Regions from separate parts of the Mus musculus genome. Here all the other regions are linked to region 1. Evidence: chromatin loops called from intact Hi-C (ENCODE). Cell type or tissue: heart. All regions are shown on one strand.

What was found. Hi-C counts contacts between places; a loop is a spot of excess contacts. Peaks named below come from ENCODE experiments on the same cell type or tissue, not always from the same donor. Only the 100,000 strongest peaks of a DNase experiment are listed, where the experiment ranks them.
Region 2: it touches region 1 in a loop (2.7-fold over the local background); 14 of 42 quality-filtered maps call a loop at or near these places.
Region 3: a loop joins it to region 1, with 2.6 times the contacts of the local background. A loop is called at or near these places in 6 of 42 quality-filtered maps.
Region 4: it touches region 1 in a loop (5-fold over the local background); 7 of 42 quality-filtered maps call a loop at or near these places.

The regions. Positions count from the first base shown.
Region 1 is chr9:21,217,287-21,225,286 of GRCm38, reverse strand. No RefSeq gene overlaps it. Among named protein-coding and RNA genes, the nearest start is that of Keap1, 18 kb to the left of the region's middle. In heart, CTCF peaks have their summits at 558 (motif pointing right), 3,575 (motif pointing left) and 4,679 (motif pointing right); DNase peaks (open chromatin) are centred at 3,516 and 4,586; H3K4me3 peaks cover 1,312 bases; H3K27ac peaks cover 1,325 bases; H3K27me3 peaks cover 563 bases.
Region 2 is chr9:21,148,867-21,156,866 of GRCm38, reverse strand. It overlaps Cdc37 (cell division cycle 37), which reads left to right and starts at 6,933. Exons shown (of 8, transcript NM_001378796.1): 1 at 6,933-7,111. The coding sequence starts at 7,010. Gm35977 (a long non-coding RNA gene) reads right to left here and starts at 6,899. Exons shown (of 4, transcript XR_870568.3): 1 at 6,721-6,899; 2 at 4,001-4,134; 3 at 3,196-3,390. It overlaps Gm39301 (a long non-coding RNA gene), which reads right to left and starts at 1,220. Exons shown (of 2, transcript XR_870566.2): 1 at 1,080-1,220; 2 at 857-986. In heart, CTCF peaks have their summits at 3,916, 6,838 and 7,057; DNase peaks (open chromatin) are centred at 2,826, 3,306, 4,016 and 6,896; H3K4me3 peaks cover 3,540 bases; H3K27ac peaks cover 3,504 bases.
Region 3 is chr9:21,287,569-21,295,568 of GRCm38, reverse strand. It overlaps Kri1 (KRI1 homolog), which reads left to right and starts at 7,600. Exons shown (of 19, transcript NM_145416.3): 1 at 7,600-7,709; 2 at 7,797-7,870. The coding sequence starts at 7,616. Cdkn2d (cyclin dependent kinase inhibitor 2D) reads left to right here and starts at 4,360. Exons shown (of 2, transcript NM_009878.3): 1 at 4,360-4,760; 2 at 6,237-7,106. The coding sequence starts at 4,620. The coding sequence ends at 6,596. Ap1m2 (adaptor protein complex AP-1, mu 2 subunit) reads left to right here. Exons shown (of 11, transcript NM_009678.2): 11 at 1-112. In heart, CTCF peaks have their summits at 3,980, 4,252 and 7,523; DNase peaks (open chromatin) are centred at 4,168, 6,068, 6,358, 7,478 and 1 weaker place; H3K4me3 peaks cover 4,563 bases; H3K27ac peaks cover 4,538 bases.
Region 4 is chr9:21,354,092-21,362,091 of GRCm38, reverse strand. Slc44a2 (solute carrier family 44, member 2) reads right to left here. Exons shown (of 23, transcript NM_001359227.1): 23 at 7,064-8,000. Among named protein-coding and RNA genes, the nearest start is that of Ilf3, 9.8 kb to the left of the region's middle. In heart, a CTCF peak has its summit at 4,597 (motif pointing right); a DNase peak (open chromatin) is centred at 4,631; H3K27me3 peaks cover 1,322 bases.

The sequences.
Region 1 (8,000 bases):
AAGTTCCGACTTTCTCGTCGACTCTCCCTCTTCCTTTCCCTCTATCCCCCCGTCCCCCATCACTATTCTGGTGCTAAAATCCAAAGTCTTGTAGGTGCTGGGTAAGCACACTGCCCAGCCAGCCACTGCCACAAGCCCTCTGGGGACGAGGCGGGGCGGGGCGGGGCGGACGAGGCGGGCGGGGTTTCCAGGCAGGGACTCTATTACTGAGTTATCCTACCCCTTCATATCCTCACTGGGGAATTCTTGCAAAGCAGGGGGTTCGACTACAGGTGGCTGAGAGCCACCCAACGTGAGTGCCTCGCATCACTTCAACTTTTTTTTTTTTTTTTTGAGACAGGGTCTTTGGCCTAGAATTCACTACACAGAACCTCAAACTCAGAGATCCACTTGCATCTATCTCCCAAGCCCCGGGGTAAAAGGCTGCGCCACTGCGACCTGCTGTCATTCATGCTTTTATTTATTATATGTATATGAGTACACTGTAGTTGTCTTTAAAAAAAAATTATTTCATGTATTTGAGTACACTGTCCTCTGAAGACCCACCAGAAGAGGGCATCAGATCCCATTATAGATGGTTGGGAGCCACCATGTGGTTGCTGGGAATTGAACACAGGACCTCTGGAAGAACAGCCAGTGCTCTTAACCGCTGAGCCATCTCTCCAGCCCAAAGATTTATTTTATGTCATTCGTGCTTTTAAGGACGGCATTCTGATGGGGTCTGCTCAGCGAAAGCTTATTCAGTAACAAAGCAGCAAATTCAGGTGTCTGTGCTCACTTGCCGATGCCACGCTGTCTACGAGGCAAGTCTATGGTCACACTGGGGGGTGGGGGTTGTGCTGAGGGAAGCAAAGGGTTGTAGTTACAGCAGGTATGTGAGCTCAATGCTATCGAAGAGGACCCAGGTGTGGTTCCCACCACCCGTGCCAGGCAGCAAAAGGGAAGCCAAAAAAATCAACGAGAAAGGGGAAAATCAACTTCCTATAGAGCGGGAAGCTCGGCCCAGAACTACAGTCACAATGGAGGACCACACACACATCCCCTCCCTGACTAAGCATCCAAAATGGCTGTGAAGTCTGTGTGGTAGGCACAGTCAGCCGCCAATCTTCTGGCTCTGATGTCATCTTCAACGCAGTCCTAAGAAACAGCAAATCAGAGCTAGCCAGGTTTACAAACGTCAACTGAGAGGCAGGGCTTGCCGGGATCTGAAACCTAACAAGGTCATGGTTCTCCTGTATATTCAATGCTGCTGGGATGTTCTCTGATACCTTGAACAAAACCAGTTTGGGGAGGAAAAAGCCTGTTTCAGCTTACATTTACAGTTCCATCAGTGAGGGAAGTTAGGGCAGGGACTCAAGGCAGGAGCTCCAAGCAGAGACCATCAAGGAGAGCAGCTTCCTGGTTCAGTTCCCAGCCTCTGCTCAGCCCAGGATTTGCTACCTAGGATGGTACTACCCACAGAGAGTGCTCTTACACCAATTAGCAGTCAAGAAAATTCTTCACAGGGCATGGTGGCACACACCTTTAATCCCAGCACTCAGTAGGCAGAGGCCAAGGGCTCTCTGTGAATTAGAGGCTAGTGTTCCATGACAGCCTCTGATAAGCCTGGGCTGTCAACTTGGCAGCTGAAGCTAACTAGGAGGTCATTTAAAAAAAAAAGTTTGGGCTGGTGAGATGGCTCAGTGGGTAAGAGCACCCGACTGCTCTTCTGAAGGTCCAAAGTTCAAATCCCAGCAACCACATGGTGGCTCACAACCACCCGTAATGAGATCTGATGACCTCTTCTGGGCTGTCTGAAGACAGCTACAGTGTACTTACATATAATAAATAAATAAATCTTTAAAAAAAAAAAAAAAAAAGTTTATGGGCTGGAGAGATGGCTCAGCGGTTAAGAGCACTGACTGTTCTTCCAGAGGTCCTGAGTTCAATTCCCAGCAACCACATGGTGACTCACAACCATCTGTAATGAGATCTGATGCCCTCTTCTGGTGTATCTGAAGATAGCAACAGTGTTCCCACGTACATGAAATAAATAAATAAATCTTTAAAAAAAAAGTTTATATATGGGCTGAAGAGATGGCTAAGGTTAAGAGCACTTGTTGATTTTCCAGAGCACCTGGGTTCAATACGCAGCACCCACGTGGCAGCTCACAACCCTCTGTAGTTCTGGGGGATCGGAAGCCCTCTGCTGACCTCCAAGGTTGCTGTCAAAATCTCCATATACATAAAGCTAAAAAAAAAAAAACTTAAAAAAATTTAAAAAAATCTCTTTCTCTCTCTCTCTCTCTCTCTCTCTCTCTCTCTCTCACACACACACACACACACACACACACACACAGGCGTGGTGGCACAGGCCTTTAATCCCAGCACTCGGGAGACAGAGGCAGGCAGATTTCTGAGTCTGAGGCCAGCCTGGTCTACAAAGTGAGTTCCAGGACAGCCAGGGATACACAGAGAAACCCTGTCTCGAAAAAAACAAAAACAAAAACAAAAACAGGACAGAGAGGTGGCCCAGTGGTAGTCAGCAAGGCTGGTGGCCTGAATTAACGCCCAAGCACCAACTTGGCAGAAATGACGACTCCTGGAAGTTGTTCTCTGACCGCCACACACTAAATGTGTCCCCTGACCTAATAAATACAGACTGGCTGGGCAGATGTTTCAGCAGTTGGAAACACGTGCTGCTCTTGAATGGGACCTGAGTTAGGTTCCCAGCACCCACATCGAGCAGATAACCAGGCCTGCGACTCCAGCTTCAGGGGAATCCAGGATAGGCATGTGCATATAGCTATAGACATACCAAGAATGAAAAGTAAACTAAGGATCTGGACCCAGGTGGTGCAGACCCCAGTCCTGGAGAGCCAGCTGGAGGCTCTCTGTGAGTCTGGTCTACACAGTCTGGTCTACACAGCCAACTGTGGGAGAGAGACCCTGTGTCAAAACAAACAAGGAATCAAAGTCAGGATTAAAAATAAACAAACACCAGGACAGCCAGGGTTATACAGAGAAACCCTGTCTCAAAAAACCAAACCAACCAAACAACCAAACAAACCCAGCAAAAAAGAGATTCGGCCGCAATCAGTTGTCCCCACTCATGCACATCATGCCCATAGTTGCGCACGTGCACACACACACACACACACACACACACACGTGCAGGATGGAAAGGGAATGAAGAGATGATATTTAGTGCTGACATCTAACACCACAAACAAGAGAAGCCTCACTCACATCTAACTTTGAACTCTTGAAAACACACACACACACACACATCCCAAGAGCAAATACATGGAGTTGCATGGAACTGGCTAGATTTTCTAGAAAATTATTGCTAGAGTGTGGCCCCTTGGAGACCAGCCATCAGCTATTCCGTGTGCTGGAATTTCATCCTTACATCTGGGCAGTCCCTGTCTACAGCTGGGGCGTCTCCCCAAATACCCTGGGGTTGCAAGGGCTGTGCAACTGTTAAGAGCTTTAGGCTGTTCTCACAGACTGGGGGTTGATTGCCGGCATCCACAGGGCGGCTCACAGATGTTTGTAACTCTAGTTCTAAGCATCTATCTCCCTCTTCTGATCTCTTCTGGTACTGCGTCTTGTGGTACACGTATATACATGCAGCCAAAATACCACAGGAGTAAAATAAAAATGTAAAAACTTGGGGCTGGAGACTTGGCTCAACTGGTTAAGAGCACTTGTTCTGCTTGCTAAAGTACCCAGGTTCAATGTGTAGCTCATACGGAGGTTCACCACTTCCTTAAACACCAGACACATATGTGGTGCACAGATGTAGAAGCAGGCAAAACACTCATGCACACACAAAAAATAGATAAAACAAACCTAAAAAAAAAACTTAAAAATATATATGCATGCTGAGTGCATTGGATTCTCTCTGTGGCTATTTTAGAAGAAATATCAGCCCAATTCTGTAAGCAGTGTCACATGAGGTATGTCACATGGGACATGCTAAGTTCCCTTATCAGCTAATTTGCCCTCCTTCCTGTGAGCTCCTGGCCTCTAAATCACTATTCTGCAAGAAGAGGGTGAGCTTGAAACCCTAGTTATCTGCCTTCCCTCCAGAGTGCTGGGGTGGGGCAGATCGCAGTGCTCCGGACAGAGCCCAGGGCTTTGAGCAGAAACAACAGTTGTTGTTCTACAGTTAGGGTCCAGCGGCCGTGACTGATTAGGCTTCCTTTAAGGAAGTGGAAAGCGACCTGAGATCATTCAGGATAAATATCACAGGGTTGGGTGGTGGTGTGTGTCTGTCATCCCGACAGTTAGGAGGTGGAAGCGGGAGGAGCCAATTAGGAGTGAAAGGCCAAGCTCAGTGACATAAGAGTTCATGGCCAGCCTGTGCTACATGAAACTCTGTCTCAAAAATAAAAGGATAAACTAGGTACTACCCTAAGGTAGGATTGACGCGAGGGCCAGGATACTCTAAGAAAAAGGACCTTAGGATCCTGTTCAAATCAAATTGAAAGCAAGGTCATTAGGAGGACTACAGGCAGTAGAACCCAGCCTGCAGATCAGAAGTCGAGCGGCCGCAACCCTCATTGGCTATTTTCTTCAGAACTGACAGCGACCTTAGCCAATAATAGCTTGGAATAGCCTCCCGCCCTAGCTCCGCCTCTCGGATGGTCTGCACCTGCGCCGCTTCCTGATGTACATGTAGTTCCGCAGGAGCCCAGAAGGGGGCGCGAGAGGGCTTGTGCTCCCAGTTCTGGCTCCTTACCTGACTTGGGACAAATACCTATTTGACTGGTAATACAGATTGTTGGTAGTAATGTAGTAAAACACACTATGTCCAGCGTGTAGTCTGCACAGGAATAGTGCTATTGTATTTGTCAGCAAGGGAAACTGAGTAGATACATTAACTAGTTTAGATTTAAGCTTTGGATAAGCCTGTGTGGTGGAATAAGCCTTTAGGAAGTTTAACAGGAGACTCATGATGAGTTCAAGGGTATCGTCGTACATATAAGCTCCCGAATGGCCGGAGCTACGTGTGACTCTATTATTTAAGCCTTTTTGATACAGGGTCTTTCTACATAGATAAGGCTGGCTTTGAACTTACAATCTACCTGCCTCTGTCTTCCTAGTGTTGGGACTAAAGGTGTGTGCTGCCACACCTGGGAGAGATCTTGCTTAATCAACCCCCACAGGAAACTCCATCTGACTTACTGGGTATCTGTCTGTCTCTCTTGTTAGTCTGTCAGAGAGATGGTGATGCTGTTCTGAGCCCTGGCTGCTCTTCCAGAGGATTCAGCAACCACGTGGTGACTTTAAATCATCTGCAACTCTAGTTCCAGAGAATCTGAGCGCCCCTTCTGGCCTTCTTGGGCACTGCACTTACAGATACCCATTACACACACACACACACACACACACACACACACACACACACACACACATAAAAATAGAAATAAAAATTTTTTATTGTTGTTTTTTTCGAGACAGGGTTTCTCTGTATAGCCCTGGCTGTCCTGGAACTCACTCTGTAGACCAGGCTGGCCTCGAACTCAGAAATCCACCTGCCTCTGCCTCCCAAGTGCTGGGATTAAAGGCATGCACCACCACGCCCGGCATAAATGTTTTAAAAATAAAATCAACCCCAAATTAAAATCTCAGTAGGCATTTTATAAGGTTTAATGTATATGAGTACACTGTCTCTGTCTTCAGACACACCAGAAGAAGGCATCAGATCCCATGACAGATGGTTGTGAGCCACCATGTGGTTGCTGGGAATTGAACTCAGGACCTCTGGAAGAGCAGTCAGTGCTCTTAACCACTGAGCCATCTCTCCAGCCCTATAAATAAATCTTTATTTAAAAATAAATAAATAAATAAATAATTATATTTGTCACCTCAAATATTCATTCTTTGTAGGAAGAACATTAGGATTTATTTTTGGTGTGGTGGTGCACGTCTTTAATCCCAGCACTAGCGAGGCAGAGGCAGGCAGATTTCAGAGTTCGAGAAATCCTGTCTCGAAAACAAAAAACCAAACCAAAACAAAAAATATATACTATGTAGGCTAGTGGTTCAAGGGACAAAGATGTCTGCTACTGAGGCTAATGACCTGGATTCTACCCACCGCAGCCAATTACTGGAAGGAATAGAGGTAGGTGGGGTAGCCTTTTTGGGGTCGTAGATTGAGAAGAGAGAGAGAAGAAGGGCACAGCAGAGAGGAGGAAGTCTCCATGAGAGGAGATGGCTGGGAGAAACAGCAAGTATCTGGGGCACAGTGCTGGGGAGCAGCCAGTCCAGCAGCTAGAAGTAGATTAGGGGTGACCCCAGTAACTGTCCAAAGCCAAGTAAAATAACCATAGGCTGAGTCCCATCCATCTGTACATTAGACGGGGATTAGTTTCAATTGGCTTAACTGCACTGGACATGTGTGCTGAGGGATATGTGCACATGTGTGTGTGCACGTACTCACACATGCACATAAATAATAGTAAGATGTAACAAAAATTAAGAACAAAACATTAAAATAAAAAAAAAAAAAGAAGGCTGCCTAGAAAGATGTCTCAGCGGGTAAGCACTTGTTACCCTTGCAGAGAATGGGCTTGGTTCTCAGCACCCACACTGGGCGGCCTGGTCACTGGGATCTGACAGCATGCGCATATCAGACAGGTTTGCACATGTACACATGAATAAGAATAATTGTTTGAGACAGGGTCCGCTCTTGTAGCTCTGGCTGTCCTGGAACTTGCCATGTAAATCAGACTGGCCTCAAACTCACAGGTTCATCTGCTTCTGTCGCCCCAATGCTGGGGTCAAAGGTGCTACCACAGGCTTAATCTTTTTTTTTTTTTTTAACAAGAGTAAATTTTAAAAAATTGGCTTACTAAGCCGGGCGTGGTGGCGCACGCCTTTAATCCCAGCACTCCGGAGGCAGAGGCAGGCGGATTTCTGAGTTCGAGACCAGCCTGGTCTACAGAGTGAGTTCCAGGACAGCCAGAGCTATACAGAGAAACCCTGTCTCAAAAAAAACAAACAAACAAAAAAATTGTCTTCCGTGTGAAGGCGCGATAGCATCACCTCAGTCCCTGGAACTCACACAGTGGGGAGAACTCACCCCCATGTGAGTTCTCTGACCTGCATGTGGCTAGTGCGGCACAAACACATTCTGCAGCATTCTCCCTGCTGCCTTCTCCCTGCCTGCTAATAACCAAAAAAAAAAAAAAAAACAAACAAAAAAAAAACCCAGCTCCTTGTTTCCTCTCTCTGTCTCTCTCTCCCTCTCTCTTTCTCTCTTACTCTCTCTCTCTCTCTCCCTCTCTCCCTGTCTCCCTGTCTCTTTCTCTTTCCCTCTCTGTCTCTACCTCTCTGTCTCTCTCCCTCTCTCTCTCCCTCTCTCTGTCTCTCTGTTTCTCTCTCCCTCTCTCTCTCTTGCTCTGTCTCTCTCCCTCTCTTCTCTGTCTCTCTCCCTCTCTGTCTGTCTCTCCCTCTGTCTCCCTCCCTCTCTCCCTCTCTCTCTCTGTCTCTCTCTCTGTCTCTGTCTCCCTCTCTCTGTCTCTCTGTCTCTGTTTCTCTCTCTCCCTCTCTCTCCCTCTGTCTCTCTCTCTCTGCCTCTCTGCCTGTCTCTCTCCCTCTCTCCCTCTCTCTATCTCTCCCTCTCTCTGTCTCTATGTCTCTGTTTCTCTCTCCCTCTCTCTCCCTCTGTCTCTCTCTCTGCCTCTCTGCCTGTCTCTCTCCCTCTCTCCCTCTCTCTATCTCTCCCTCTCTCTGTCTCTGTTTCTCTCTCCCTCTCTCTCTGCCTCTTTCTCTCTCTCCCTCTCTCTGTCTCTCTCTCTGTCTCCCTCTCTCTCTCTCCCTGTCTCTCTCTCCCTCTGTCTCTCTCTCTCTGTCTCCCTCTCTCTGTCTCTTTCTCTCTCTCTCTGTCTCTACCTCTCTGTCTCTCTCCCTCTCTCTCTCTCCCTGTCTCTCTCTGTCTGTTTCTCTCTCCCTCTCTCTCTCACTCTGTCTCTCTCTCTCTCTGTCTCTCTCTGCCTCTTTCTCTCTCT
Region 2 (8,000 bases), 68 kb after region 1:
ACAGAGGTATAGGTGTCCTTGAGAGGCCATAAAACATTCAGACCTCAGGACCTTTGTACATTCTTTTCTTACCACCTAAAAGTGTCTCAAAGTATTCTATGCTCTTTTAAATCCTGGAACCCTTCACCCTGTTAATGTTATCTAACTTAACATTTAAACTACTTTTTAAATGTGTGTGTGTGTGTGTGTGTGTGTGTGTGTATGTTTATGAGAGAGAGAGAGAGAGAGAGAGAGAGAACTGAGTGTAGGTGCACACATGTGCCACTGCCCTCATGCAGAGGCTGCAGAAGAACTTTCAGGAGTCAGCAGCTTTCTGCTTCCACCATGGAATACCAGGATCAAACTCAGGTCTTCTCATTTGTGAGATGTTAAGAATTGGTCCTAATGCTTTGTCTTGATTTGGCTGTTAAAGCTGAGCTTCCCGATAGGAGGGTCCCTGCCCCGAGTTGGCTTTGATTGGTAATAAAGAATTGCCACGGGGCTGGAGAGATGGCTCAGCGGTTAAGAGCACTGACTGCCCTTCTGAAGGTTATGAACTCAAATCCCAGCCATCACATGATGGCTCACAACCATCCGTAATGAGATCTGATGCCTTCTTCTGGTGGGTCTGAAGACAGCTACAGGGTACTTACATATAATAAATAAATCTTTTTTTAAAAAACCTGTACTAAGCCGGGAGTGGTGGCACACGCCTTTAATACCAGCACTCGGGAGGCAGAGGCTGGTGGATTTCTGAGTTCGAGGGCCAGCCTGGTCTACAAAGTGAGTTCCAGGACAGCCAGGGCTATACCTGGCTGAAACCCTGTCTCGGGAAAAAAAAAAACAAAAACAAAAACAAAACCAAAAAAACCTGTACTAATGCTTATGCATAATTCGTATATTAGTGAAGGAAAGGAATATGCACTAAAGGCCAGGTCAGAACCAGTGGGTGGGTACGCTCAGTGTCAGCACTCGACTCCCCAAAGACCTGGGCTCCATTCCCAGCCCTGCAAAGAGAAACAGAATGGGGTCTGAGAACAAACCATTGTTCAGTCTCTCAATACCCAGGGCCACATCAGGATCCACTCTCTACTGCGTACCTGTTCAGTAGGAGAATGGCTTTGTATGGATTAGACAGCCTGTGTGTTGGCAGGGAAATTCACCTCCTATAGCTGCTCGTCCTGGGTATCCAGTTGGAAACATCTTTTCATCTGTCTCATGGCTCCAGCTTTTTAAATGGAGTCAGTTGTTTGCTTTTGGTTTTTGTGACAGGTCTCTCTATGCAGCCCTCACTGACCTAGAACCAAAGATCCAACTCCTGTCTCCCGAGTCCAGCAGGCCAGGCCCTGTGCTCAGTTGGATCTCTATAGGGAAGGCTACTTTCTTAACTGTCCATAACCATTCCTTTTTACAACTAAGAGGCCATCTCACACAGGGCCCAGACCGGCCTGGAATCCCAGCCCTTCTGTTGGGACTGTCTGAGTGCTGGGATTAGACACACACTACTTTTTCTTTCCTACTTTCTTTTTCTCCACATGAAAAAAATTACATTTATCTGGATATGGTGGTGCGTGCCTTTAATCCCAGCATTCAGGAGGCAGAGACAGGTGGATTTGTGTGAACTTGAGGCCAGCCTGGTCTACAAAGTGAGTTCCAGGACAGCCAAGGATCTGTACACAGAGAAACCCTGTCTTAGAGAAAGAAACAAAACCCAAAACAACAACAAAAAAGAAAAAGGAAACAGTTCCATTTATTTCTTTATGTGGGGACGGGAAGGGCGGGCATGCATAGCAGTGTATGTGTGGAGCTCAAAGACAGGGGTCGGCTCTCTTCCACCATGTGGATCTTCTATCTGCAGACTTGATGGTAAGCACTTTATTCTCTGAGCCATCTTGTTAGCCACTTCCTCATTTTTATAAGAATGATGATTCAAATCCTATGTAAGAGAGCAGCAAGGCAGGGTGGCTAGCACCTGTCTTCCTAGCACTTGGAGAGAGAGGCAGGAGGGTCAGGGGTCTAAGGTCAGCCTAGGGAACTTGAGACCCTGTCTCAAAAACAAAAACAGCCAGGTAGAATAACTAATTGGTTCATGATAACCCTTTTTCCTGTTGTCTAATTATCTGAATCAAGTCTGAATTTTAATTTCCTTTCACTTAATCAGGATTTTTTTTTCTTTAAAGACAGGGTCTCACTGTGTCCCTGACTATCCCAGAACTCATCCTGTTGCCAAGGCTTACCTGGAACTCACAACAGTCTGCCTCTGCCTCTAGAGTGCTGGGATTAAATGTGAGGGTTACCATCCCAGGAAAGACGTTGGTTTTTGAGACTGGATCTCCTGAAGCCTAGGCTGGCCTCAAACCCCATTGTCAGCCTGGAGCTCCCAGTCTTCCTTGCTGCCTCTATCTCCCAACTGCTGGGATGTCAGTCAGCCAACACCTCCATGCTGGCAGAATTTTCCTCATAATGGTCTAGTTTATATACAAAGACTTGTTTATAGATGGATCTTGCTCCCTGGCCGAGCAGGAACAGGGACCTAAGTGTGTCTCCTTTGCTGCAACTATGGTCTGGCCAAAGTGGCTGGTGTTTACAGTAGGTAGTTAGGGACAGGAATGAAATAAACAAAGAAATTTTGGAGCAAAGGCATGCTTGGCTCCTGTCCTGCCTTACTCTCAGCCTCTAAATAGCTGAAGAAATAGAAGCGCAGGAGCACACAACAAATGGCTGGGATCTCTGAAATCTCACTGCAGCTAAGTGATGTTTGCAGTGAGGATTCCCGCCTCCAGCCTTAGCCCAGCCCCCAAACAGTTCCTATTTCCCCTACCAGCATTCCAAAGAAATGAGACACAAGCTTTCTGCTCTGGGGGGAAGGTGGGCCACCAGGGATTCAAGAAAGGGAAACATCTCTAAGTAACTCGGGTTTGAGTGTCTTTCCCAGTCCCCAGGGGCTGGACACAGCTGGTAATGCTTGGTGATGTCACCGGAGGTCCCCGTTCCCAGCTATTAGGCAGGTCCAGTGTCAGGAACCTAGTTGGAAACACACCCACACAGAGCACAGAACGAGGTGATGTGGAGACCCTACAGGAACGTACCAGCCAAGAGTGGAGTGGATTATTGCTTTCTTGGAGAGTTAGAGGAAATCCATGATCTAGATGTCCTACCTTCCGGGAGTCAGCGCCCCCACCCACTTCCCTATACAGCTGACAATCCACAACTTACCTTGCTAGGAAAAGGGGCTGGAGAGAAGAGCCCCGCCCTCTCTGGCCTGGGGTCAGGACAGTGGGAGGGGACGGGTGTCCAGACCCTTTGTTTGCTGCTAGGTGTGGGTATATGGGAGACCCTCCAGATGTATGTCGGTCATGCGCGTGCCCAGGCTGGGATAGACTGCTCCTGCTGCTGTGGTGAATTGCCAAGCTGGAGGAAGAGGTGGGGAAGAGAAAGGGGACTCGCCAGCTCTTCCCACCCACTCAGGAGTTTGAGCGCGAGGGGGAGGGGCCACAGCGGGTAAGGGTTTTTATGCCCACCAACCCTGCGGTTCCATGGACAGGAAACACCCCCAAATCTGCAGATCTTTATTCGTTTCAGAAAGCCCCCTCTCCAACAGCTCCGGAAAAGTTGGGGAGGGACCCTTCCCAAGCCAAAAGGCTAGCACTCCTCTCCTTCCACCTGACACCATCGCAAAATACATCCCTTAATCTGGGATATTCCTGGTTCCAGGATGCATCGTGAGTTTCTAAATCCTGTTCAAAGCATTGAAAAGGATGTGCGACCCTGAGTACCTCAAACTAAGATAAAATGGACTCCTTCAAGCCCCAGCCGAAATACAGAGGTTAAGGGGAGCTGGAAGAGGCTGTGGACAACTCCATAAAGTGAAGACCAGAAAAGACCTGTCCAGTGCCTTCGGGGGTCCCCCTAGGGGTAGGGCTGTCAACACTGTCGCTGCTTAAACCTTAGCGACACCCAGAGGCGGAGAAAGGAGACATTTTTAGGTGAGGGATTCTGGAGGGCTGCAGGAACTGCTTACACGAGTGGGAGTGGCGCGCGTGGTGGTGGTGGTGGAGTATGAAGACTGTGTTAATCACCATCTGCTTCTGATCCCCACACAAGGCGAAGTCTGTAGCATCCGGCATGTACCAACCCTGACTGAAATATTGCTTTCTGTCCCAGAGCAGGGTTAAGTCAGAGGGCGCTCCGCTTGCAGCAACACCAAGACTAAAGACATGAGTTTAATACCTGGGATCGCCATTGGGGAAGAAGACAACTGACTCCCGGAAGTTGTTTTCTGACTTCAACATGTGCATTCTAGAACTCACCATCTTCCCCATAAATAAATCAATCTAATATTTCTTTCTTTCTCTGGCTATCCTGGTACCCACGAGGTAGACAAGCTGGCTGCCTCCACCTCCCGAGTGTGCCACCACCACCAATGAATGAATGTAATTTCTTAAGTACTGGAGCTGATGAGATGGCTCAGTGGGTAAAGATGCTGGCTACCAAAGCTGGACGACTAAAATTTGATTCACAGGGCCCACAAGGTAAAGAAGAGAACTAACTCTAGTAAATTATCTTAAGACCTTCACATTGTGCACCCTGCCTGGTGTGCGTGCCTAACACAAACACACACACACACACACACACACACACACACACACACCGAACGCACGCTCAGACTTTTTCTTTTTTTGTTTTCTTTTTTTTTTTTGTTGTTTTTTGTTTTGTTTTCTTTTTTTCCCACGGGACAGGGTTTCTCTGTATAGCCCTTGCTGTCCTGGAACTCACTCTGTAGACCAGGCCGGCCTTGAACTCAGAAATCCGCCTGCCTCCGCCTCGCAAGTGCAGGGGTTAAAGGCGTGCGCCACCACTGCCCGGCCAGACTTTTCCTTTAAAGGCCTGAGCTGGGGAGACGGTTTAGTGCCACCAAGCCTGATGAACTGAATTTGATCAGTGGGATTCACATGGTGGAACAAAACTGACTCCAGAAAGTTGTTTTGATGTTCACATGTGTACAAACACATACAAAATTAATAAAATGTCATTTTAAAAACCTCCTTATTTAGCTGAACATGGTGGTGCACACCTTTAATACTAGCACTTGAGAGGCAGAAGCAGGCGGATCTCTGAGTTTGAGGCCAGCCTGGTCTACAAAGCAAGTCCAGGACAGCTGGTTACACTAAGAATCCCTCTCTGGGGGTAGGGTGTTGGGGAGAACAGAAAAAAAACCCTGACTTATTTATTTTATGTGTATTGTGTCTGCATATATGTCGGTGTGAGTATCAACCCTTCTGGAGCTGCAGTTACAGACAAATGTGAGTTGCTATATGGGTGCTGGGAATTGAACCTGGGTCCTTTGAAAGAGCAGCCAGTGCTCTTAACTACTGAGTGGTCGCTTCAGCCCCTAAGATGTAATTTAAAATTTTATTTATTTACTTATTTATTTAGCCAGGTGGTCCTGCTATATGCCTTTAGTCCCAGCATTTAATCTTCAGAGGCAGAGGCAGTCAGAGCTCTGAGTTCTAGGCTATTCTGGTCTATAGAGTGAGTTCCAGGACAGCCAAGGCTACACAGAGTAATTCTGTCTCAAAACAAACAAACAAACAAACAAACAAATAAATATTTTTTAAAATTTAAGGGCAGATCTGGTGTAGTGGGGCACACCTTTAGCCCCAGCACTGGGGAGAAGAGGTAGAAAGATCTGTTAGTTTGAAGTCAGCCTGGTCTACATAGTGAATTCCAAGACAGCCAGAGCTGTCTTATATACAGTGAGACTCTGGTGGGGGTGGGGGTGGGGTGGGAATTAAGGGCAAACATGATTAAAAAAAACAAATTGTATATTAATGTTTTGTCTGCAAGTATATCTGTCCACCACATGCATGCCTGGTGTAGTCAAAGGCCAAATGGGGACATAATATATATATCCTGGGTTGGACTTACAGATGGGTGTGAGTGGCCATGTAGGTGTTGGGAACAGAATCCGGGTGCTCTGGAAGACCAGCCAGTCTCCAAACTATTGAGCCAACTTTCCAGCCTCAATTTTGACTTTTTTTTTTCCATTTTTTATTAGGTATTTAGCTCATTTACATTTCCAATGCTATACCAAAAGTCCCCCATACCCACCCACCCCCACTCCCCTACCCACCCACTCCCCCTTTTTGGCCCTGGCGTTCCCCTGTACTGGGGCATATAAAGTTTGCGTGTCCAATGGGCCTCTCTTTCCAGTGATGGCCGACTAGGCCATCTTTTGATACATATGCAGCTAGAATCAAGAGCTCCGGGGTACTGGTTAGTTCATAATGTTGTTCCACCTATAGGGTTGCAGATCCCTTTAGCTCCTTGGGTACTTTCTCTAGCTCCTCTATTGGGAGCCCTGTGATCCATCCATTAGCTGGCTGTGAGCATCCACTTCTGTGTTTGCTAGGCCCCGGCATAGTCTCACAAGAGACAGCTACATCTGGGTCCTTTCGATAAAATCTTGCTAGTGTATGCAATGTTGACTTTTTTTTTTTAGAGTGTTGTTTGTATAACAACCCTGACCGTCCCTAAAATTACTCTGTAGGCTAGGCTGGCCTCGATCCGCCGGCCTCTGCCTCCGGAGTACTGGCATAGCGCCACTACCGCCCAGCCAATTTTGACTTTTTGACAGTGTCAATATGTAGCCCTGGCTGGACTAGAACTCCTGGAGAGCCACCTGCTTTTGCCTCTAGCGTACTTGGATTACCGTGGGCCACCACGCCCAACGCGACTAACCTTTTGTTTCTAAAGGATGGTCAGTCTGGTTTCGGCGGGAACTTCCAGAAGGCCTCACCACATACTCCTGGCCCTTTAAAGAAGACCTCCGGTTGCCAATGCCGCCGACTCCCGTTGCTAAGGACGTAACGTCCCGCGCCGACGCTGGGGCGGGGCCGTCCTGCGCGGCGCCCTGGGCGGAAGCGGAAGGGGCGGGGCTCGCCGAGCGGACTCTCTAGCCCTTGTGGGTCCCTGTTCAGCGCCCGGCCGTGTGGAGCCCCGGGAGCCAGTCCGGGCCTCCGAAGCGAAGATGGTGGACTACAGCGTTTGGGATCACATCGAGGTGTCGGACGATGAGGACGAGACGCACCCCAACATAGACACTGCCAGCCTCTTCCGCTGGCGGCACCAGGTGGGGCTGTGCGCGCTCATCCCCTTCCCCCCCACTCCCGGGACCCCCCGCTCTAGAGTTCTGACCTCTTCCCCAGGCCACCTGGCGTGGGGGCGGGGGAGACCTTAGTTATTGACATCTGGAGCCGCCTGCTCCACAATCTAGACTTTTCTCTTTCTTTTCTTTTCTTTTTCTTTTTTTTTTTTTTTGAAACAAAATTTCACTGTGTAACCTTCCCTGGCCTAGAACTTGCTGTGTAGAACAGGCTGGTTTCTAACTCACAGTGATCCTCCTGCCTCTGCCTTCCCAGTACTGGGATTAGAGACATGTGCCTTCATGCAGGGCCGGACTTTTTAATTCCATCCCAGGACTCCTGGCTTCTTCACCGTAATTCTTGACCTGTATCTCCAGGCGTTCTCTCTGTGCTATGGTTCTCTTCTGTTTGTAAGTTTATTTATTGTGTGTGTTCCCGTGTGCACGTGGCACAGCATGCCTATGGTGATCACAGGATAACTTGTAGAAGTTGGGCCTCTCTTTTCACCATGTTGGAACTGGCTGTGGAACTCCAGTCGCCCCACGTTGCCACAAGCACCTTTACACTCTGAGCCATTTTATCAGTTGGTAATACTTTAGTCAGAGTCTTGCCTCTCCCCATCCCCAAGCTGACCCTTGTGTGTAGGGTCCCCACTATCCTGTGCAGAACCTTCTGTTCTTCCTCAGAGTCTGGACCCCAGGTTCTGTTAGGTGATCTCATAGCCCAGCCACGCACCCACTTCATATTGCACGTCTCCCTTCTGCCTCTCCTCACTACTTAGAGTCTGGAGCCACAAAACTTCTGACTATGGCATCTATTTCCCAGGATCTTAGGCATGAATTTCTATTAAAGGCCCAGAGACGACCCCCTCCCCCC
Region 3 (8,000 bases), 70 kb before region 1:
TTGCAGTAAACTGCCTTGGGCAGATCTAGGGCCCACCTTTTATAGCTGCTGAGCCGAGGCCACTGGTCCTCCATCTGGGTTTTAGGGTGTCATTAAAATGAATCTAACAGCTGTGAGTGTGCTTCTTGGGTAGGGGCTGGGAATGACCAGCGCATGTGTGGGAGCCCCCACTGATTACTTGTCAATCTTTTTTGTTCTGGTTCCTCCACAACTTTCCTTTTATTCCCTACTACTGTCTGACACCCTCTGTAGCCACGGCAGTTGCTGTACAATCTATCAGTACATTATCAGCCTGCTTAATCCTGGTGGCTTTCCCATCTTGTTAAAAAATTACTGCAGGCCCAGGTATGTTGTGCACACCACCACACCACCCCTGTCCACCTTGCTGCCCTCCTGGTCTCCCTCTCCGTACCGTACTTTTTACTTTCGAACCTCTGGCCCTTTGTATATGCAGCAAGTGCCTATTTTATGATATCTTTTTTGTTGTTTTTGTTTTGATTTTCATTTTTGAAGATAGGGCTGGCCATACTCTGACTTCCAGCGTTCCTCCTGCCTCTGCCTCCCACATGTGGTGATGACAGTCATGAGGCCCATGACCGGTTGTTTTCTCCTGTTTTGCTTTTATTTTTGAGACAAGGTCTCTTGTAGTCCAGGCTGCTTTCAGGCTTGTCCATGAGCAATGAAGCCTTTGCTTCCAAGAGATTTCTGACATGCACAGCATCTCCATCTCCAGCTTCTTCTGACTTCAGGAAAAGATTTTAAATATTTATGTGTGTGTATGTGTGTGTATCTGTATGTGGGTGTGCATAGGTCCATGTGGGTGTCTGCAGAGGCTTCAGATCCTTCTGGAGCCGCAGTCACAGGCAGCTGTGAGCCCTCTGGTGTGGGTGCTAGGAGCCAAACTCAAGTCCTAGAGAAGATCAGTATGTCTTTTAAAGAATAAGTCTTCTCTTCTGTCTGCGTTGTTTTGTTTTGTTTTGTTTTGTTTTGTTTTGTTTTGTTTTTAAAAGACAGATCCTTACTATGTAGCCCTGGCTGTCCTGGAATTTACAATTTATATCAGACTGGCCTTGAACTCAGAGGTCTACCTGCCTCTGCCTCCTGAATGGGAATGCTGGGATTACAGATGTCAACCATCATTTGAGAATCTACCATTTGAGATTATGTTTGAGAGTTTTGAAAACTGGCCATCTAGCCCAGGCTGGCCTACAGCTTAATCCTCCTGCGATGGCCACCTCAGGAGCTGTGTCTGTGGGCTGAGAGAGATGGCCACCTCAGGAGCTGTGTCTGTGGGCTGAGAGAGATGGCCACCTCAGGAGCTGTGTCTGTGGGCTGAGAGAGATGGCCACCTCAGGAGCTGTGTCTGTGGGCTGAGAGAGATGGCCACCTCAGGAGCTGTGTCTGTGGGATGGGACAGATGGCCACCTCAGGAGCTGTGTTTGTGGGCTGAGAGAGATGGCCACCTCAGGAGCTGTGTCTGTGGGCTGAGAGAGATGGCCACCTCAGGAGCTGTGTCTGTGGGATGGGACAGATGGCCACCTCAGGAGCTGTGTCTGTGGGCTGAGAGAGATGGCCACCTCAGGAGCTGTGTCTGTGGGCTGAGAGAGATGGCCACCTCAGGAGCTGTGTCTGTGGGATGGGACAGATGGCCACCTCAGGAGCTGTGTCTGTGGGCTGAGAGAGATGGCCACCTCAGGAGCTGTGTCTGTGGGCTGAGAGAGATGGCCACCTCAGGAGCTGTGTCTGTGGGATGGGACAGATGGCCACCTCAGGAGCTGTGTCTGTGGGCTGAGAGAGATGGCCACCTCAGGAGCTGTGTCTGTGGGCTGAGAGAGATGGCCACCTCAGGAGCTGTGTCTGTGGGATGGGACAGATGGCCACCTCAGGAGCTGTGTCTGTGGGCTGAGAGAGATGGCCACCTCAGGAGCTGTGTCTGTGGGCTGAGAGAGATGGCCACCTCAGGAGCTGTGTCTGTGGGATGGGACAGATGGCCACTTCAGGAGCTTCTTGGTAAAACTTACCTCCCAGAACCACATGGCAGACCTGGTCAGGCCGAGTTTCTGTTCAACAAGGACTGCTTAACCTGAGCTAGACCATGATTCTTTTCTCAGTAATTAACATTTCTAGCTTTAGTCTATTTTGAGGGGGAGGGATTATTTTCATTTGTTTTCGAGACAGGGTTTCTTTGTGTAGCCCGAACTGTGCTGGAACTCACTTTGTGGACCCGACTTGCATTGAACTCAAAGATTCGTCTGCCTCTGGGAATGAAGGCCTGAGACACAACATTCCCCCCCACCCCCCACCCCCACCCCATAGGCTTTAGTCTATAGACGTGGTGGCAGAGACCTGTAATCCCAGCACTCAGGAGATAGAGGCAGGATGATCAGGAATTTGAGATTAGTCTAGATGTAGTAAATTTGAGGCCAGCCTAAGCTATAAAAGACCTTGTCTCAATAAAAAAAATGTTAGGGGCAGTAGCTTATAGATCAGTTAGTAGAGTGATTTCGTCACCTCCATGAAGCCCTGGGCTCCATGTACAGCACTACATGGACTGTACCATAGTAGCACTTGGGAGTGGCATTCAGAGGCTCGGGTGTTATCCTTGGCTACATATTGCAATTGGAGTCCAGCCTGGGCTATATAAGACCCTTAAAAAAGAAAAAAAAGAAAACCTTAAAAGATAATTGCCGGGCTGGTGAGATGGTTCAGCGGGTAAGAGCACCTGACTGCTCTTCCGAAGGTCCGGAGTTCAAATCCCGGCAACCACATGGTGGCTCACAATCTGTAACAAGATCTGACGCCCTCTTCTGGAGTGTCTGAGGACAGCTACAGTGTACTTGCATATAATAAATAAATAAATCTTTAAAAAAAAAAAAAAAAAGACAATTGCCAGACTGGAGAAATGAGATGGCTCACCAGTTAAGAGCACTGGCTTCTTGCTCCTCCAAAGGACCTGGGTTTAATTCCCAGCACCCACATGGCAGCTCAGTTCTAGATTCGGCACCCTCACACAGACATGCATGCAGGCAAAACAGCAATGCACATAAAAAATAAAAAGGAGTCAGGCAGTAGTGGGGCACGCCTTTAATACTATGCACTTGGGAGGCAAAGGCAGGCAGGTGAAGAACAGTCTGGCCTACATAGGGAGTTCTAGGACAGCCAGAATTACATACTAAGACCCTATCTTGAAAAACGTAGAAAAATCTAAAAGAGAATTATTACAATATGTGGCTATTTGATTGTCTATATGTGCACCATGTTGGTATAGGTCAGAAGAGGGTGTTGGATCTCTGAAGCTGGAGTTACTGATGGCTAAACTGTCACATGGTTGCTGATATTGAATCCTAAATCTTCTACAAAAGCATTGATCCATCTTTCAGGTTCTATAAATAAATAAATAAATAAATAAATAAATAAATAAATAAGTAAATAAATTAAAGGAGACCATCTTGGTAGCCCATTCCTTTAATCCCAGCACGAATGGCAGAGGAGGCAGGTGGATTTTGAGTTCAAACAGATCAAATAAGTTTCAGGCCAGCCAAGGCTACACAGAGAGACCCTGCCGCAGAAACATAAAAACAAACAAAAGTCGGGCGGTGGTGGCCTTTAATCCCAGCATTTGGGAGGCAGAGGCAGGCGGATTTTTGAGTTCGAGGCCAGCCTGGTCTACAGAGTGAGTTCCAGGACAGCCGGGGATACACAGAGAAACCCTGTCTCGAAAAAACCAAAACCAGCCAACCAAACAAAAATGTTAGAAGGCACCGCGCTTTACCACTCAGAAGCCGTTCCTTTAACCCAGCAGTCGAATGAATGAACTAAGCTCCGAGTTTCACAGTAAGAGCTTGCTTATTAGCATTTCCGCGGTCCGTGAATGACTAAAATGTTCCAGTTATAGGAGTTTCCAGTCCTGCCTCCCTTCCTCCCGGAGGCGCTAAAGATCCAAGATGGGCCCGCGCCAGCCTGTCTCCAGCCTCTCCGCTGGGGTCAGTTAAACCTCCTCCTCTTTCCCGCCCGCCCGCCGGTTTTGAAAAACCAAAATTCCTGCTGTGGCGGGCAGCTCCACTGGTCGCTGCACGCTGACCAATCAGGAGCCACGCCACTGCTACGGGAGAGACAAACCTCCCCAGCAACGCGTGCTGATTGGCTGTTATTCCCAGCAGGCGGGACTAATGGAGGTCGGGCTCTGGGCAAAGTGGCTCTCGCTACTCTGTTGCGAGTTTGTAAGAAAACAAGGGCGCTCTGGGCGGGGCCTGGGGCGGGCTTGCCTCGCCCACTAGCGGCTGACTCTGGCGGCCAGTACAGTGCCGGCTCAGAGCAGACCCCGCCCGCGCAAGGAAAGGAGGGAGGGTGAGTCTGGGGAGACCCGGCCCAAGGGGCGGGCGCCGAAGGGCTGGGCGGGGTTCCCCGCTGCCTCTCTCGGTGACAGGGGGAGGAGCTAGCTGCGAGCGCTGGGGTCGTACGGGCGGAGGGCGCAGGCTCTGAGGCCGGCAAATGATCATAGAGTTGGCCCTGGTGGCACCGCAGTCCCTAGAGTTCTGATCCAGCTCTTGCTGGTTCCCCAGCCCTGACCTTAACTGGGCTTGGGGCTGGGTGGGTTTCACAGTCCACCGGTATCCACTATGCTTCTGGAAGAAGTCTGCGTCGGCGACCGGTTGAGTGGCGCAGCGGCCCGTGGCGACGTGCAAGAGGTCCGCCGCCTTCTTCACCGGGAGCTGGTGCATCCTGACGCCCTGAACCGCTTTGGCAAGACGGCCTTGCAGGTGAGGCCTGGCTGGCACCCGGCCCCCACACCCCATCCCTACAAGTCTCCTGACCCGGGTTGGTGATCCCTTAAGGTTTAGTCCTTGCTTGCTCTGATGTTGGGTGGGTGGTGAGGATGCGATGGGGGAGGGGATGGCTTTTCAGCTCTTGTCTAATAGCCTGACAGATTCAGTTTCCCTGCAGACCTTTATTCTGTGGGTTCATCTTCTTTTCGTGCCAGTCCTTGAGGACAGCTCATATTTCTTGAGGCTCCTTAAAGATATTCGATCTCTGGAAGATGGCATGCATGTCTTCTCCAAGGGAGATAGCCTTTTTTTTTTTTTTTTTTGAGGTGCCCTCTTGAAGGATCTCTGGTTATTTCAGGGACATCTTCATTTCGGCAGGTGATGTAGATTTTTTCCCCTTTTGTATCTTCTGCGTGCCTAGTAACAAAAACGATTCCTTATTGCTTGAAGGTCCCGTAATTTGGGTGGCATTTATAGGAGAGTCCCACCTTTTCATGGGTACTCATACATTCTGAAGATCATGCCTATGTCTAAGGAAGTTATTTCTCGACAAAGGGGATCCAAATTGTCTAGAGCATCTCTTTCTCAAAAATTCTATGTAGTTCCCAGATTGTAGTGTTGAAGGGGCTTTACAGCCCTAATGATATGGGACTGCTCTGGCCTCAAAGAGGCTTTAGACGCCTTCCTGGTTCTCTCTCTCTCTCTCTCTCTTCAAGACAGGGTTTTTCAGTGTAGCCCTGGCTGTCCTGAAACTCACTCTGTAGACCAGGCTGGCCTTGAACACAGAAATCTGCCTGCCTCTGCCTCCCGAGTGCTGGGATTAAAGGCGTGCGCCACCACTGCCTGGCCCGGTTCCCTTTCTCATCCATTCTCTTTACTTCTCTTGCTTCTTCATTTTCTTTTTTTATTTCTGAGACAAAGTCTCACTTTGCATCTCAGACTGGCCTTGAACTTGAGACTGTCCTCCTGCCTGAGCCTCTGAGGTCCTGGGATTATGAAAGCGTCACTATGCCTGGCTTTTTAATGTTTTCATGAGAGTCACTTTTATAGTTAGGGCTTTTTGTTGTTGTGTTGTTGTTCTTAAGAGAACTTTGGGCTACACAGTAGTGACACAAATTAATCCAGCACTTAATCTTTAATCCCAGCACTTGGGAGGCAGATGCAGGTGGATCTCTGAGAATTTGAGACCAACCTGGTCTACAGAGAGAATTCCAGGACATCCAGAAAGACATCCTGTCTCCGACAAGGATGGGGGTGGGGCTTAGAAGGTGTGTGTGTGGGGGTGTCCTTATTTTCAAAGAACCTGTTCTCTGGGGTCCCAGTCTGATCCCTTGGGTCCTGACTTTCCTGGGGGCGTCCCCATTCCCTAAGGATCCCTTCTCTGTGCTCTGGATTTGTGGTAGACCTCTTTATTCTACCTGACCCTTCTCCAATGGGAACCTCCTGACTTTCTCCTCCCCACCCCCATAGGTCATGATGTTTGGAAGTCCAGCAGTTGCTTTGGAGCTCCTGAAGCAAGGTGCCAGCCCCAATGTCCAAGATGCCTCCGGTACTAGTCCTGTGCATGATGCGGCTCGCACCGGGTTCCTGGACACCCTGAAGGTTCTGGTGGAGCATGGTGCTGATGTCAATGCCCTGGACAGCACTGGGTCGCTCCCCATCCATCTGGCGATAAGAGAGGGCCATAGCTCCGTGGTCAGCTTCCTAGCTCCTGAATCTGATCTCCACCACAGGGACGCTTCCGGTCTCACTCCCCTGGAGTTGGCTCGGCAGAGAGGGGCTCAGAACCTCATGGACATTCTGCAGGGGCACATGATGATCCCAATGTGACCCAAGGCCACTGTCTCCAGCCTTACTGGGTTACTTGTCAACAAAAGAGGAAAGAAACTTTCTCTTTTCACACCTGTCCATTGAAGAAGGGAGTGGGAGGAGCAGTTTGTGGTTTATTGGTGTTGATTTCTTGAGTGTGTGTGTTTGGGGGGTGTTTCTCATTTGTTTTTCTCACCCCTTTTGGTGTGTTGGACAAAGAAGGGGCTCCTACAGGCAACAGCCATCTAAACGGTTCAGTTTCCTCTGCACTGGGGCTGCACCAGGGCAGGGGTTTAAAGCCCTAGCCTCAGAGTGAGGTCATCACTTCCCGGGCCCCTTGGAAGCTGGTGACCTTGGCAGGCTGTGCTCAGAGAGCCCTGAAGTGTGAGCCATCTACTTTGGGCATGTGAGGGGGAAGGGAAAGCATTTCAAATCAATTAAAAGGATAACATGAGTTCATTTTTCTTTCTTGGAAGGTTTCCAGTCTGTTGTACAGAGTTTGAAATATAAATATTTATTGCTTTATGGAAAGAAATTGTTTTGTGTGATTATTTTATGTTTTGGCCCATTAAACTAAGACAGCGATGATGACTTCAGATTTAGGAGTCTGGAATGGGGTGGGTATTCGGAGGGTAGGATGGGACTATGGATGGTGTAGGGTGCTGGGGTTGTCGACACGGTCATTCCCAGGGCGTCAGGGTAACTGAGTTGGGTGGGGCAGCGGTCGGGTGCTGTCGGAACGGAAGAGAGGCAGGAAACCGCGAGTGTAGAAAGGGGCCCCCAGATGTCAGCTGGGTGCCGGGAGCCGTCAGGGTGGAGAAGGGTGGGCGGTGGCTTGTGGCCTTTCCCCGCAGAGGCTTGTCCCGGTGGGTGTGGCCTGCTGAGCAAAAGGCCTACGGGATCCTGGAAGAACGGAGGGTGGAGCAAACTGCGTCTGCAGTGGACATGCTCCTTAAGAAAAGCCCTCAGGGGGCGTGCCGGAGAGAAGCCACACCCCGGAGGGGCGGTTGCACGCGTGCGCGCTAGGTCTCACAGCCGCCATGCCGGAACCGCGCGCCTCTGGGTGCCTAAAGGTGAACGCAGCGTTTGCTGCGCGCTACAGCCGTTACCGCGAGCGTGAGGAACTTCAGCGACGTGAGTGAGGGGCGCCTGCGCAGGCCAAGGTGTGGGGAACTGGGTCTGGTGATGGTAGCTATGAGGAACCCCGTGTATATTCCACAGTGAAAGATCGCTATGGAGATCCGGACGTCGGTGGCGACTCCAGTTCCGAGTCTGACTCCAGCGATGAGCATGTGGTGAGCTTCCGCAACCCGGCTTCGCGTCCTACCCATGTACATGGGGCTTTCCCTAACCGGGCTTGGTTGTCCCGGAGTCTTCAGGACCCGCCCCCATGCGTAGAGTGACAGGCAGTACCCTCCTCAACTC
Region 4 (8,000 bases), 140 kb before region 1:
GAAGAGGAGAAGGAAGAATAGGAGGAGGAGGAAGAGGAAGAAGAAGAGGAGGAAGAAAAGGAAGAGAAGAAGAGGAGAAGGAAGAAGAGAAGGAGGAGGAAGAGGAGGAGGAGGAAGCGAGTCACCATGGAGTAGTATGGACCATGAGCATATGGTGAAGAGCAGTTTGTTCTGAGGACAGGTCTGATGGAACAGAAACAGCCCATATAGAACAAGTATTAATGGGGATTTTGTCAGGGAAGCAGACAGATAAGCTTAGAGAGTTGATATCTGCCCAGCTCTAGTATTGGAAGGCTTCTTTGTAAATCTGAATGGTGTCTTTTATTTGGAAAATAATGGGTTTAGTAATAACTGCCACTGTAATAATAGTATATACAGGGGCTGCTGAGATGGCTCAGTGGTTAAGAGCTCTTCCAGAGGTCCTGAGTTCAATTCCCAGCAACCACATGTGTATCTGAAGACAGCTACAATGTACTTATATACAAGGGGATGTATATATCCCCAGGAAAGTGCCAGGCTCTCCACTCACCCACGAAGTCACAGCAATGTCACCAGGACCTAAGTTCAGAAACAAGATTGTCTGAAGAGAATGGGGAGCCCCTCTATGATTACAGGGGTTTTAGAAGAGATTTTCTTCTCAGTGCAAGTCTGATGGATGAACTCTCCCGAATTTGGATATGAAAGTGTTTACAGTTGGGAGTTGAAGCATACAACAGGGGGAATCACCCCTAACATCAACACTCAGAGCAGTCATATATGGAGAAAGGAAACTGCTTACCTCAGGGGCAAAGAAATTAAAACAGAAACTAAATCCTAGAAGCTGCCTATCCCAAACAGACACACACACACACCCTGGCCTGTGGCATTGGTGCTCTGCCAAGCTCACACAAAGACCCAAGGTCTAATCCATGAAAATTCCACTCTGCAGTCCCCTCCAACGCCCCCAAAAGATATGTTTACCCTCTTTCTGCTTGCAGAGCTCTCTCATAGAAGCAAGAAGAAAGAAAAGCAACCTGTGTAGAGGATACTCAAAACCAGGAGGGCTGGCTGGTGATCATAGATAATTCCAGAGATGACAGTCCCCAGACTTCTGTGACAAGCTGGCTAAACAACCCAACTATAAATGCTGCTTCCCTACAAGAATTGTTGCAAAGATACTTGTTGGTTCCAAGGTTGCTAATGCTGACCCAACAAGCTAGCAAAGCCTACCTGTCTGCAGTGCTCTCAGGATAATCCCGAGCAGGGACTCAAGGCCCATGCTATCACAAAAACAATCAAAATAATTCCACAAAGGGACCCAAGACCCATGCTAACACAAAAACAATCAGGATGATCCCACACAGGGACCCAAGGCCCATGCTAATGAAAGATCCTGACAAAATATAAAAGGTCACAGAAGCCCTGAAATTGGCAAAGTAGATTTCATTGTTAGCAGAACTAGTTTCACTGATCTGAAAAAATAGAGGTGCACAATGCTCTGGCCATTCCTTGAACCCGTGTGTCTGCCAATGTTTTGACCGTTCCTTGAACCCATGTGTGTGCCCACTGAAGAAGCCCATTGCCAGGTGTTTGTGATATTGGTTGCTGGGGAAGAGCTGGAAAATCTCCTCAGCAACCACAGCCGGGCCAATCCGGAGTTGCTACACCTGCTCATCTCATCCCACTGCTGCATTCTGACTGCCCACAGCAGCACAGCAGACTGATTCCTGTTGGAGATGGCCCCGGCTAGCAACAGCCTGTGGACAGTGGACAGAAGACACAACGGGGATTGTGGGAGGAGCTATTAGTCTCATCTCTAATACTGGTCATATGTGACCTTCCCCATGAAAGGGGCCTGGAAGGGAGCTTCTAGGGAGGGACACGGAGTTAAGGCCATAAAGAGCCTGTCTTACAGGAGAAAACCTGGGGAAAATAACACTCCCGGGAAGACAGTTGCAGACTGGGATTCTTGGCCCCAGACTTAGATGTGTTTCCAGGAAGGAATATCCAGCAGTTCTTATATCCCTCAGGTTCAAAAGATAAGAAAACTTCTCTACCTTTACCAGTCCTGCTAGCAATGGCCCTGGCAGAGTGCGTGGACACCGATGCTGTAGTGGTAGGCAAGGAACAGGGGCAACGTAGCCAGCTCTACTCAGGCCAAGACAGGTTCACAACTGTGCAGAAGAGCAATCTTCAGCAGCAGATAACAGCAGCAGCAGCAGCAGCGTCCTCTGCGACTATAGAGGGTTAGATTTGAGTACCACTGGAAAGGGACGCATATGGTTTTTAATGAGAAATGCTGATTTATGCTAATTGATCAAGGATAGTATAAAAAAAATGTCCAAAAGTCATTAAAAGGGATTAAGGCTAGAGGTACAAAGGAGAGCCGGTGGGATACCGCGCAGATGATACCCGTGAAGCAGCAACCCATTCCTCCAGGATAGACTCATGAGGTGTTATCTAGGTGAGGTAGAGGGAATAAAGTAGAATAAGTAGAAAAGACATTAGATACTGATTTATTGGTTTATTTAGTGGTTTACTTAAAATACTGCGTCTCTTGCTACCAGGAACAGATTGACCCGGAAGTAACTGAAACAGTAACTGTAACCTGGTGACTGCCGGGCTTGTGTGCCTGCCCCACCTTGGGGCTTTAGAGTATAAAATGACACCGACGAGATCTAGATCTAGAACTGAGGCCTTTTGGGGAGCATCCTGGCTTCGATCCAATCATCTCTCTTCCATTCTCATTGGTGTGGGAGCGCTCACTGACACAGAAAGAGTCTCAAAACAGAGGTAAAAACTCATACACATAAAATAAATAAAACAAAATTAAGAATTAGCCAGCTGTGGTGGCACACACCTTTAATCTTAGTACTTGAGTTAAATCTAAGAATTGTGAGGAGAATGCCAGGCGTGGTGGCACACGCCTTTAATCCCATCACTCGGGAGGCAGAGGCAGGTAGATTTCTGAGTTCAAGGCCAGCCTGGTCTACAAAAAGTGAGTTCCAGGACAGCCAGGGCTATACAGAGAAACACTGTCTCCGGGGTGAGGGTGGGTGTGGGGGAAGAATTCTGAGGAGAAAATGCCAAATCTATAATTGTCTAGCTAAAGCAACTGTATTTGGGGGTGTACCTGGGATGGCAAGCTGGCTGTCTCACCCTAAATTGGGATTTGAGACAGCAGCCCTTGTGGACTTGAGGTCCTTTTGGGGTGAGAGGCGGGGGGGGGGGGATTTCGAGACAGGATTTCTTTGTGTAGATGTGGCTGTCCTGGAACTCACTCTGTAAATCAGTCTGGCCTCAAACTCAGATCCGCCTGCTTCTAGAGTGCTGGGACTAAAGGTGTGCGCCACCACTGCCCACCTTGAGGCCCTTTTATAGGAGAGATAAGGTGTGCATAGGAGAGACAGTTGGATGCTATACATTGTTAGAAAGATACACATAGCCGGGCGGTGGTGGCACATGCCTTTAATCCCAGCACTTGGGAGGCAGAGGCAGGCGGATTTCTGAGTTCGAGGCCAGCCTGGTCTACAGAGTGAGTTCCAGGACAGCCAGGGCTACACAGAGAAACTCTGTCACAAACAAACAGACGATAAATGAAAGAGAAGGAATAAGGGTTAAGGACATAGATCATCTGAATGCGGTTACAGGGTTAGTGTGCACTGAAAAACAGCTTTTGCAGTTTACATCACATCTAAGAAGTAGGAACAATGGATTCTTTTCTGTTGTTGTTTATTTGTTGGTTTTTTCGAGACAGGCAGGTGGGTCTCTCTGAGTTTGAGGCTAGCTTGGTTTATATAGAGAGACCCTGTCTTAGATTTGTTTTTAAAAGTGGGGAGGGTGGCCTGGAGGGATGGCTCTGTGCTTATGAGAATATTCTTCTTCTGCAGAGGACTTGTGTTTATTTTCTAGTATCTACATGGCGGCTCCCAATCACCTATAACTACAGCTCCTGGGCATCTGACACCATCCTCCTATAGCCTCTTTACTCACACATATACACAGACACATACATAATCTTAAATATAAAATGTAAAAATAAAGTTAAAATTAAAGATATATTTGAAAAGGAGGGCTGGCTCAGTTGGTAGAGTGCTTGCCCAGCATACACAAAGCCCTGGTGTTACTTTTTGTTTTAAAGATTTATTTATTTTATATATATGAGTGCTCTGTCTTTACGCACACCAAAAAAGGGAATCATCCCATTATAGATGGTTGTGAGCCACCATGTGGTTGCTGGGAATTGAACTCAGGACTTCTGGAAGCTGAGCCATCTCTTTAGCCTCCAAAGTCCTGGTTTTATCCTCAACACCATCATATAAGCTCAATGTGGTATCACAGGCCTGTTATCCCACTGCTGGAGAGATGCAGACAGGAGAGTTCAAGGTTACCTTCAGCTAAAGATGGAGTCAGAAGACATCCTGGGCTACATGAGACACTGCCTCAAAAAGTGGAGATGTGACTGTGTAGGAAGACACCTGCCTGGTGTGTGCCAATCCTGTTCAATACAATGCTTTCTACTAAGGAGAGCCAGAGACAGATGGGATTATGGGGCCTTTGATAGAGCTGAGATTTTCCAGGAGCTATAGTTGGCTACATGCAGTAACAAAAGAAGGCAACAGGTGGCAGTAGTACACCTTCAGTATGACAACCAGACTGACCCAAAGAGCCACTCAGAAACAAAGCTGGCTTAGCAGCTAAAGGCATTTGCCACCAAACCTGGAGACCTCAGTTTTCTTCTTAGGACCATAGGAGACACACACACACACACACACACACACGTATTTTTTTTTGCCTGAATACACACACACACACACACACACACTGAAAGAATAAATGTAAATTACTAGAGAGATGGTTTATTGGTTAAGAGAACTGGCTGTTCTTCCAGAGGTCCCAAGTTCAATTCCCAGCAACCACAGCTATCTGTAAATCTAGTTCCAGGGGTACAGTGCCCTCTTCTGGCCTCTGCAGGCAATAAATATGCAGTTGGTACACAGACATCATATGTAGACAGAATACCTGTACAAATAAAAAAACATTTCTTAATAACTTTTTAAATTATATGAACATTGGTGTTTTGTTCACATGTATGTGTATGAAGGTGTCAGATGCCCTGGAACTGGAGTTACAGATAGTTGTGAGCTGCTATGTGGGTGCTGGAAATTGAACCTGGGCCCTCTGCAAGAGCAGACAGTGCTTTTAACCTCTGAGCTGTCTCTCCAGCTCTGGATTTGTTTGTTTGTTGCTTGTATTTTGAGACAGGATTTCTCAATATAACCAACCCTGGCTGTCCTGGAAATCACTTTGTAGACCAGGCTGGCCTTGAACTCACAGAGCTCTGCCTGCCTCTGCCTCTGGAGTGCTGGGATTAAAGGCCTTCACCATCACATCCAGCTTAGGTTTTTTTTTTTTTTTTTTTTTTTTTTTTTGATACAGGGTTTCTCTGTGTAGCCCTGGCTGTCCTGGAACTCACTTTGTAGACCAGGCTGGCCTCAAACTCAGAAATCCACCTGCCTCTGCCTCCTGAGTGCTGGGATTAAAGGCATGCACCACCACACCTGGCCTAGTTTTTTTTTAAAGATTTATTTATTTATTTATTATATGTAAGTACACTGCAGCTGTGTTCAGATGTACCAGAAGAGGGAGTCAGATCTCCTTATGGATAGTTGTGAGCCACCATGTGGTTGCTGGGACTTGAACTCAGGACCTTTAGAAGAGCAATCGGGTGCTCTTACCTGCTGAGCCATCTCACCAGCTTTTTAAAAAAATTTTTTTTTTTGGTTTTCTTGAGACAGGGTTTCTCTGTGTAGCCCTGGCTGTCCTGGTACTCACTTTGTAGACCAGGCTGGCCTCAAACTCAGAAATCCACCTGCCTCTGCCTCCTGAGTGCTGGGATTAAAGGTGTGTGCCACCACGCCCGGCTAAAAATATTTTTAAAATATCAAGGTCAGCCTGGTCTACAGAGTGATTTCCAGGATAGGAAGGGCTGTTACACCGAGAAATCCTGTCTTGAAAAAAAAACCTTAAAAGTACTTGTGTTTGTATTTGCATGTGGGTGTCCAAGACGACCAATGTGTCAGTTCCCCTGGAGCTGAAGTTACAGGAGGTTGTGATTTGGCTGATGAAGAACCTGGGAACCAATCTGGTCCTCTGTGGAGCAGAGAACACATAGAGCCGCTGAGCCCTCTCTCCAGCCTCTGTATCATTATTATTATTTTTTCGAGACAGGGTTTCTCTGTGTAGCCCTGGCTGTCCTGGAACTCACTTTGTAGACCAGGTTAGCCTCAAATTCAGAAATCCGCCTGCCTCTGCCTCCAGAGTGCTGGGATTAAAGGTGTGCGCCACCACTGCCCGGCTGTTATTATTATTATTGTATCACCATCATTTGCTATTTTGAATATGTAAGTGCCATTCAGGTGCTGGGCCCTGAACCCATTCCTCTTCATAGCTGAGCCTTCTTTCCTTCTCCACTTGCAGCTTTAAAAAGAAGCAAAAACAACATAAAAACAAATTGGAGGGGGGGGAGCTCACAAGTGTCTTAGGTCCGGAGCACCCTAAGTCCTCTCCTGGTCTCTGATACCAAGGAGGCACGGGCATTGTGCACAGATGCACATGCAGACAAAAATGTCCAAAAGCATAAAAAATGTAAACAATAACTGTATCCTGATCTTGCAGAGGAACCAATTGACTTCAGCCCTGAAAGGGGGGCTCACAACACCCTAAGTCCAGCTCCAGCAGCTCCAATGCCAGCCGTTCGTCTCCATGGAGCTGCATCCACGTGGGGCACACTCACCCAGAAATTACAGAATAGACTAAAGTAATACTAGCTATCCTCGACTGTGAGACCTCAGGCTCGGGTGCTGGCGCAGGGTCTGTGTCCAGGGCAGTTACTGAGGGGCAGGAGAGGCAGTGGCTGTTTCTGGATTCTAGGAATCAGTTCCTACTCTGAAGCTTCTGTTCACCAGGGTCCTACGGGACAACAGAAGCTGCAGAGCAAGCTTGGGAGGTAAGCTCCAGGCTGGCTCTCTCCCTCCTTCCCTTCCAGCAGCATCCCACACTCCTATTAAGCATACCAGGTCAGTCTCTGTACAAGAGGCACTTTATTAACTGGCCGGAATGCAATTACATAAGCACAGGGCTGGGCATACAAGAGGGTGGGTTGGGATGGCACACAAGGCAGGCACAGGAAACCTTGGGACCTCAGGCTGGGAGCGGTGTCTCCAAGATCCTGCTATCTTACGGATGGCCAAAGTAGGGGTGAGGGGCGGGCCTTAGCATACGGTAGGTAAAGTGAAGAACCAGTCTACTGGCTCCCAAGATCAAGAAGTTTGGCAAACAGATTCTCTAGTTTCAAGTGAAAGAAACCAGATAGGCCTAGTTAATTTGGAATATAGAACACACCCACACCTCAGTCCCTGAAACCATCCCTTGGGTGAACTTAAGTTTCTCATCTCTTACAAAGAGAGCAGTGTGCATTACTGGCAGAAAAAGGGCTGGGGAGACAGGCCCTATTTTCATTCATTTTCCAACCTCAAGTTTTCCATTTAGAAGTCATCAGTCAAAGCAACTCTGTAGGGTCTAAGTACAGAGGCCTGCTTTCCACAACTACTCCCAACCACCAGCAGCAACACCAATCGTTCCTCACACAGGGCCCTCCTCGCAGATGCTGTCTGTTTATCCAGAAGACTCCTCCAGTTCTGGGTGCACACTTCTTCCTGTGACCATAGCCAGCCCACGCTGGAGGTGGGGTTACATATGAAGGCACTCTTGGTGGCTCCATCCAGTTCTGGAGCCTGATGGAAGAGAAGCAGGTAGATCCCTTACTGTCTGCCTAGGCTACAAAGGACTAAGAGTGAGACGTGTATTTGCTGGCCCTTAGGTACATCAGCTATGGAGATCCAATTCTGTCCCCGCTGGGGAGCTTGGCGCTAGTGTTCGCTGAGCTGACTTGCCCACTCTCATCCAGTCTTTCCCTCTTGGCCAGAAGGGTTACTGAAATACAAAGAAGCTTGCTGCAG